3 separate regions of the Homo sapiens genome follow, and regions 1 and 3 are each linked to region 2. Evidence: chromatin loops called from intact Hi-C (ENCODE). Cell type or tissue: PC-9. All regions are shown on one strand.

The links. Peaks named below come from ENCODE experiments on the same cell type or tissue, not always from the same donor. Only the 100,000 strongest peaks of a DNase experiment are listed, where the experiment ranks them.
Region 1: it touches region 2 in a loop (16-fold over the local background); 2 of 110 quality-filtered maps call a loop at or near these places.
Region 3: it touches region 2 in a loop (21-fold over the local background); 10 of 110 quality-filtered maps call a loop at or near these places.

What each region holds. Positions count from the first base shown.
Region 1 is chr11:32,712,658-32,715,157 of GRCh38, reverse strand. The region is part of intron 3 of CCDC73 (coiled-coil domain containing 73); the gene reads left to right. Among named protein-coding and RNA genes, the nearest start is that of CCDC73, 81 kb to the left of the region's middle. In PC-9, CTCF peaks have their summits at 1,270 and 1,469 (motif pointing left); no DNase peak of the experiment used is centred here.
Region 2 is chr11:33,686,796-33,689,295 of GRCh38, reverse strand. No RefSeq gene overlaps it. Among named protein-coding and RNA genes, the nearest start is that of C11orf91, 13 kb to the left of the region's middle. In PC-9, CTCF peaks have their summits at 1,018 and 1,223 (motif pointing right); a DNase peak (open chromatin) is centred at 1,425; H3K27ac peaks cover 2,063 bases.
Region 3 is chr11:32,959,533-32,962,032 of GRCh38, reverse strand. All of the region lies in intron 8 of QSER1 (glutamine and serine rich 1), which reads right to left. All of the region lies in intron 2 of LOC105376615 (a long non-coding RNA gene), which reads left to right. Among named protein-coding and RNA genes, the nearest start is that of DEPDC7, 55 kb to the left of the region's middle. In PC-9, CTCF peaks have their summits at 1,061 and 1,262 (motif pointing left); a DNase peak (open chromatin) is centred at 1,262.

The DNA.
Region 1 (2,500 bases), 970 kb after region 2:
TTAAGGGGCTGGATTAAGAAAGGGGAAAGAAAGTACCTCAGAAAATAAAGAACAAAAGCCTGCAAATAAAAGCATTGCAATCTTTAGCTCTGATTATCTAGGTAGGGTGTTAGCAAGCTTTTTTTGTAAAGAGCCACGTAGTAAATATTTCAGACTTTGTGGACAGTATGGTCTCTGTCACAACCATTCAACTTTGTTATAGTGTAAAAGCAGCCATGGACAGTACTTACATGAATCAGTGTGTCTATGTTCCTATAAAATGTTATGGACACTAAGATTTATATTTTATACAATATTCAGGTGATTTGAAATGTTATTTTTTTATTTTTCTTTTTAACCCATTAAAAATATAAAAACCATTCCTGGCTCACAGGCCATATAAAAACAGACTCTGTAGGTCTTGGGTAGAGGCTGTCTTGATCCATACCTCTTGAATGGTAGCTGTTTCTTTCTGAATATGTCTGCTTCTGAAGCTTTCTCAAGACTCCTTAGATTTAAATTTCTTGATGGAATGGCATTCCATGTATTAGTGAAACCTAGTGTCTGTTCATCTGGGAGACATGAATTCAAGGATCTATTCCCCAGGGGTTAGCTACTGTGCTGGCAGTTCTTGGTAGGATTATTTCCAACATGGTTTCAGGATATTTGTTTTTTCTTTCTGAGGTCATTTCTAGAAGACATTACCTCTGAGCTTTTGGTCATATAGAAGAAAAGCAACTGTTATCTGTTTGTGATAAGACTCTGAAACAGATTACATTAGTCCCTTGGAGTGTTTTGCCACATTTGTCTGAAGTAAAGAAATGTCCAAAATCAGGGGAGAAGTAGCCAACTTCATAGGGCAAACTCTTAACAAGTTTATATGGTAAAAGCCAATGAATATAGGGGAGTATGGACTTCATGGTGTTATGAGTTAGAGGTAACCTTCTTGGTCATGGAAGTTTAAGAGTGTCAGATACAGTGTGCCATTAGTCCTCTCTACTTTTCTTCAAGTTTGAGGATGATGGGGGCAATGAATTTCTAAATAAATGACAAGGTTTTGCAAAGTTCTGTAATGACAGTCCCAGTAAAATGAGTAACCCTGTCCCTGGAGATAGATCCTCAGGTTGGAAACACAAAATCAAGTAATTTGTTTTTCTACTCACAGAACTGTAGCTCTCTGGCAAGAAGTTTTAGTTCATCCTGAAAAGATGGAAGCAATGATGAACATACTCAGAACCTGTTCTAGGGGTTAATTTTAGGAAATCCATTTGAAAGTGTTTATAGGGACCCTAAGGCTTGGATTTACAAGGATAACAGTTTTACCAAGACAGTGCTAATGACAGCTGTACACCAGAGACATCCTCAGCAATTTTAGTAAAATTTCACCACCAATGCTGATTGAATATAATGTTCAGTTTGTCCTTGCTCTGAGGGGTAATTTCCTATAAAATTTTTACAAAGTTCCATTGAGGTCCTCTGGTGCCACCAAGTGTCTGTCCTGAAAGTGTCCTGAAAGAGATTTTCTTTTTGTAATTTATTATCACATTTTTTCTTCAGACTCTGGAGCCAGTTGTAGGCATTCCAAAATAGGCTTTTTAAACTTCTTCAAAGATTTGGCTTTTTGGATATCATGGGGGCCGGGACTGTATGTCATAAAGATTAGCTAGGGTATTTCCTCTAGCCTTAACGTTATCCCTTTCAGTGTGGCTTTATGATAACCATCCCCTAAGGAAGCATTAGAACACTTAAAATGGTTGACTACTTGAAATTGGGATTCCTACTGAGATCGGAAACCATAATTATTTTTACAGTATTCCAAAATCATGGACAACACCAAAGGCATAGCTGCTATTAATGTTAACTCTCTAATGTCTTGGCAACTGGCAAGCTTTGCTGAATAGAATAAGTTCTGTCATCTGGGCTGGTTTAACCTCTGGTAAGGAGTCATGATTTAGGGGTCAGTTGAGACTGTTGCAATATATCCTGCCTGATATTTTTTCCATTTCACTTTCAAAAAATGACCTATCAACAAACAAGATTACATGTAAATTTAATCCGGGGGGAGTTTCTAATAAATCTGTCTGAAGCACAGTTATTGCTTAGACAGAGACTGAGTCGTCATGGATTTTCCTTTCTTTGGGTAATGGAAAAACAATACCAGGCTTTTTGTTAAACTTGTCTATGAGTAACACTTATTAGAAATAGAGATCAAAGAGATATACTTTATATAGGAAGTTATTGATTATCAAAATATTTCTTGAAAGAAAGTTTGGTAGGTGCTCTGTTCAATCCCCATCTCTTTACTACATTAGTATATTTTTTCATTAAGATATAAAAGCATTTTAACCTGTTTCTATTCAAGCATTTATATATGCTATATATAAAATGAAGTGTATATATACATATTTATAATGAATAACATAAAAAGTAAATTAGTATATACATGTACATATATGTAAGCTTAGGTAAGATTATATGACAGACTTATTGGCAATTTTAGGGGGCAATTGTCAAATAGTAT
Region 2 (2,500 bases):
CGGGTAAAGAGGCAGGAAGAGGCCAGGACTCCCGTACTGCTCTTGGAAGGAAGCTGAAGGGAAGTGCTCCTCTCCCAACAGCATGGATGTCACTTCCTCCAGGAAGCCTTCCCTGATTCCAGTCCCCAGTCTGGGCTATGTGTCCCTTCTCTGAGCTCCCTTTGTACTCTGGGCATCCCCTTTCCTGGGACTTACTACCTGGATTATAATAGCCCATCAGTATGTCTCCCTAGCTCGACTGCGATCTTCTTAAGGGTAGGGCCTGTGTTGTCATCATCGTCATCCTGAGCACACGGTTTTGCACAAAGTGGACACTCCATGTGCTTAAGGAGCACGTTGCTGGCTGCGGATAGAGGGGAAAATGCAGTCTCAGCCTTGTGGTTTGACTTATGGTGGAAACGTCAATTGCATAAAATGATAAGAAAGGATGATCTAGATGCAATATCCTGGGACTCATCTGGGCCAAGTGCCTTTATGACAGGCTTGGGGATGGGGTCAAGATGTACCTTGAGTTCTTTACCAAGATTCAGAGACAGGCCTAAGACAGCTCTTTTTATCTGAGAAGTGGTATATAATTGCTGGATCTGGGGTCATACTGCCTGGGTTGAAATCCCAGCACACACCAGCTGTGTGACTTTGGACAAACTGCTTAACCTTTGTGTCTTTGTTTCGTCATTTATAAAATGAGGAGATTATATAGTACCCCCACTTCATAGGTTGCTATAAGGTTGAAGTAAGTTAATATGTATGAAGTACTCAGAACAATGCATAGTCCAAAGCCAGTACTCAATAGATGTTAATTATTCCATCTACTCATTCACAGAGTCAGCCAGGATTATCACTGTCATTTCAGAGTTTACCTGAATCCAGTACAAACATTCTGTAACTCTGAAAACAATGCATATAAACTAAGCCTGCATTCATTTACTCCTTTGTTTACTCATTTATTCATCCAATTGTTCTTTCAAAAAAAAAATAGATTCTTAACTCTCTAGGCCCTTTTTCTCATCTGGAAAAGGCGCACAATAATTCCCCCAGCCTGGGGTTGTTGCCAGTTACCTGAGATATGTATGTAAACTGCTCAGCTCATGATGTGACAAACAGCTAATGCTCACCATCATCTTTGCCTCTTTGGGTTCACTGGGCAATTTGCAACAAGGTTTCTGGTCATTAACACAAAATCCCCACATTTCTCTTATAGTGGGATCCACCAGGTGGCAGCATGGATTTAGACATGGGATGAAACGGTCTCCCCTTTCTAGTCCTCTCACATCCAGGGCTGACATTTATTAGCCTGTTCATTATAACCTAGGGAAAAATCCAATTTAGAAACCTTTTGGGAGGAGGAGACACTACAGCCATTGAAGGCTTTCATTGCAAAAATAAACAGGCACAGCACCTGGCCTTTCCCAGAGGCCTGCAGGTGGCTGTCTGCTGAGAGCCACATCTTACTCACCCAGGGAAAATCTGCTCTTTGTAGAACTGGTTTCAAGATGAAAAGTTCAGTTCACATGAACAAGAGAAGCTGGGCTGAACTCATTGACTCTTACTATGTGTATTGGTCTGCTTGGGCTGCTGTAACCAAATGCCACAGACTGGGTGGCTTAAAAAACAGACATTCATTTCTCACTGTTCTGGAAGCCGGGAAGTCCAAGATTAACCTGCTGGCTGATTTGGTTCCTGTTGAGGACTCTTTCTGGCTTGGAGATGGCTACCTTCTTCATGAGTCCTCATATGGCAAAGAGAGAGCTCTGGTGTCTCTTTCTCTTCTTATAAGGGCACTAATCCCATGATGAAGGCCCCACCCTCATGACCTCATTTAAACATAATTCTCTGTCTAAGGTTTCTGTCTCCAAATCCCATCACTTTGGGGGTTAGGGCTTCAATATATGAATTTAGCGGGGGACACAATTCAGTTCATAGCATTATCTACAATGTATTTCTAGTTTTTGTGTACTCTTCTGTTTGTCTACCTAGTTCCTATTATTCAGACATATATCTATTTATATAGACTATTGTTTATCTTTTTATTGTCTGTCGTTATTACTAGCCATTAATGTTGGGATGATCTTAGCACTGTCCAATAGAACTTTCTGAAATGGCAGAAATGTTCTATATCAGTGCCATTTACTATGGTGACCATCAGACACATGTAGCTATTGAGTTTTTAACATGTGGCTAGTGCAACTGGGAAAGTGAATTTTAAACTTTATTTCACTTTAGTTATTTAAATTTAACTTGAAATAGGCACGTGGCTATTGGTAACTACCATAGTGGACAGCTCAGATCTGAATAGAAGAATATATCTGCAGTTTCCCCTCTTAATTGATTAGATTGTGTTGAGTCTGGGAAGAGGTAATATTTGGGATTTCATGCAGGCTTGATTTCCAGAGTTAACTGTTGTGGGGGCAGGCAAAATGGCACATCTTTATAAATGAAGAAATAGGCTCAGGGAAATGAAGTCACTGCTGAAGCTGACACAGGGGGTCAATGGCTGAGC
Region 3 (2,500 bases), 730 kb after region 2:
AGGATTATTATGTGACAATAGTAACAATTCTGCTTCAGGTCTATGCCTCCAAAATTGAAAATAGGAACTTAGATACTTGTATGCCAATGTTCATTACACCAATTATTCAGTTAGCCAAAAGGAGGAAATAACCCAAATACCATCAATAAAATGTGGTGTAAACATACAATGGAATATTACTTAGCCATAAAAAGGAATGAAGTTATGATATATGCTTTTACATGGATGAACCTAGAAAACATTTTGCTAAGTGAAAGAAGCCAGACACAGAAGGAAAAATATTGTATAATTCCACCTATATGAGATATTTAGAATGGGCAAAATCACAAATACAAAAAATAGGTTAGAGGTTACCAGTAGCTGGAGGAAAAACAGATTAGAGGTTACCAGTAGCTAGAGAAAAAAGAGAATAAGTAGTTGTTGCTTAATGGTTACAGTTTCTGTTTGGGATGATAAAAGTTTTGGAAATATAGGTGAGGGTTATACAACAGTGTGAATGTAAATAATGCTAATAAATTGTACACTTAAAAATGGTTAAAAAGGCAAATTTATATTTAACCACAGTGTTTTAAAGTGTGAAAAAAATTAATTATTGGAAGATCTATATCACTGAGCTAACTAATATTTTCACATGACCAATGAACAATGTTATAAAACCATGCATGGATGAGAGATATGTAAAGTTAAGACAAACCAATAGATTTTAATGTAATAGCATGAAAACTCAAGAAACTACTACTTGTCAGTATCAGGAGTATCTATGAGTATCTGAGAAGGCAATTGAAATCCTCCTCCTTTTCCTAACTACATACAGGAGGAGTATTTCCATTGCTTTCTCAGTTAAGTACGGATATTCTTGATACTTTAGCCAAAATAACATATAATAACAAACTGAATGTAGAAGCAGATATGCACTTATCTCACTAAATACTGTTAGTTTTGGAAAGTATAGTTGTTTTAAAAAAAACACCTCACATTAATAAGTAATGGGTTCATTTTAAATAAATATTTTAAAACTTTGAATTGGTATTTAGTAAATTTCAATAGATTTAGCACACATAAACCAAAGTATCTGGAATCCTCAATGTGTTTGAAGATTCCATTGGAGTCCTGAAACAAAGAGTCTGAAAATCACCAGCCTATGAATATATGTTTATTATCAATATTTGACTTCTTAAGAGAACTAAATACATTCTTTAGCCTGAGAATGTAAAGCAAGGAACAAAAAGGCCTAAAAATGTTTGCTTAACTATTAGTGACACCTAGTGGTCACTCAAATTACCAAGGGAAGAAAATGTTACCTTGTCATTTGAAGAAACTATAATTGAGAGCAAATTCAGAACAAACGTTTTGATTCTAAGCAGTAGGCAAGACTGCTAACTGCAAAAATTATGTATAATGCCTTCTATGCATATTCAAGGCACTGAATTTCCTTACCTATTCTGATTATATATTTCTTTTTTCTTTTTTTTGAGATGGAGTTTCGCTCTTGTTGCCCAAGGCTGGAGTGCAATAGCGCAATCTTGGCTTACTGAAACCTTTGCCTCTTGGGTTCAAGTGATTCTCCTGCCTCAGCCTCCTGAGTAGCTGGGATTACAGGTGCCTGCCACCACACCTGGCTAATTTTTTTGTATTTTTAGTAGAGACAGGGTTTCACCGTGTTGGCCAGTCTGGTCTCAAACTCCTGACATCAGGCGATCCACCCTCCTCAGCCTCCCAAAGTGCTGGGATTGCAGGCATGAGCCACCATGCCCAGCCTGATGTATATATTTCTAAACAACCATTTACAAATAGCTTTATTTTTTATTATTATTTTTTTAAGCTATGGGGTCTCGCTATGTTGTCTAGGTTGGTCTTGAACTCCTGGGATCAAGCAATCCTTTCTCCTGAGCCTCCCAAGTAGCTGGGTGTGTAGATGTGCACCACTGCACTTGCCCACAAATAGCATTTACAAACAGTACATTTAGACTGGGCACAGTGGCTTATGCCTATAATCCCAGCACTTTGGGAGGCCGAAGTGGGAGGATTGCTTGAGCCCAGGAGTTTGAGATCGGCCTGGGCAACACAGTGAGACCCTGTGTCTACAAAGATTAAAATTTAAAAATTAGCTGGGTGTGGTGGTGCCCACCTGTAGTCCCAGCTACTCAGGAGGCTGAGGTGGGAGGATCACTTGAGCCTGGGAGGTCGAGGCTACAGTGAGTCATGAGTGCACCACTGCAGTCCAGCCTAGACAACAGAGTAGACCTTGACTCAAAAAATAAAAAATAAAAACGGTAAATTTAAAGTAGACTTCAGCACTGAAGAATTTTTTTTATTATGGTTCTATTTCTAATCAGATAATTTCTAAGATAATCTCTCAAGCAATGATACTTGTAATGTCAGAAACCATCCTGGACATCAACTTCAACCATAGCCCCAACAACTAATTCACCATTCAAGTTCTGCCAAAATTACATCCTGAATATCTCAAAACTGTCCCCTCATCTCCATCCCTGCTGCC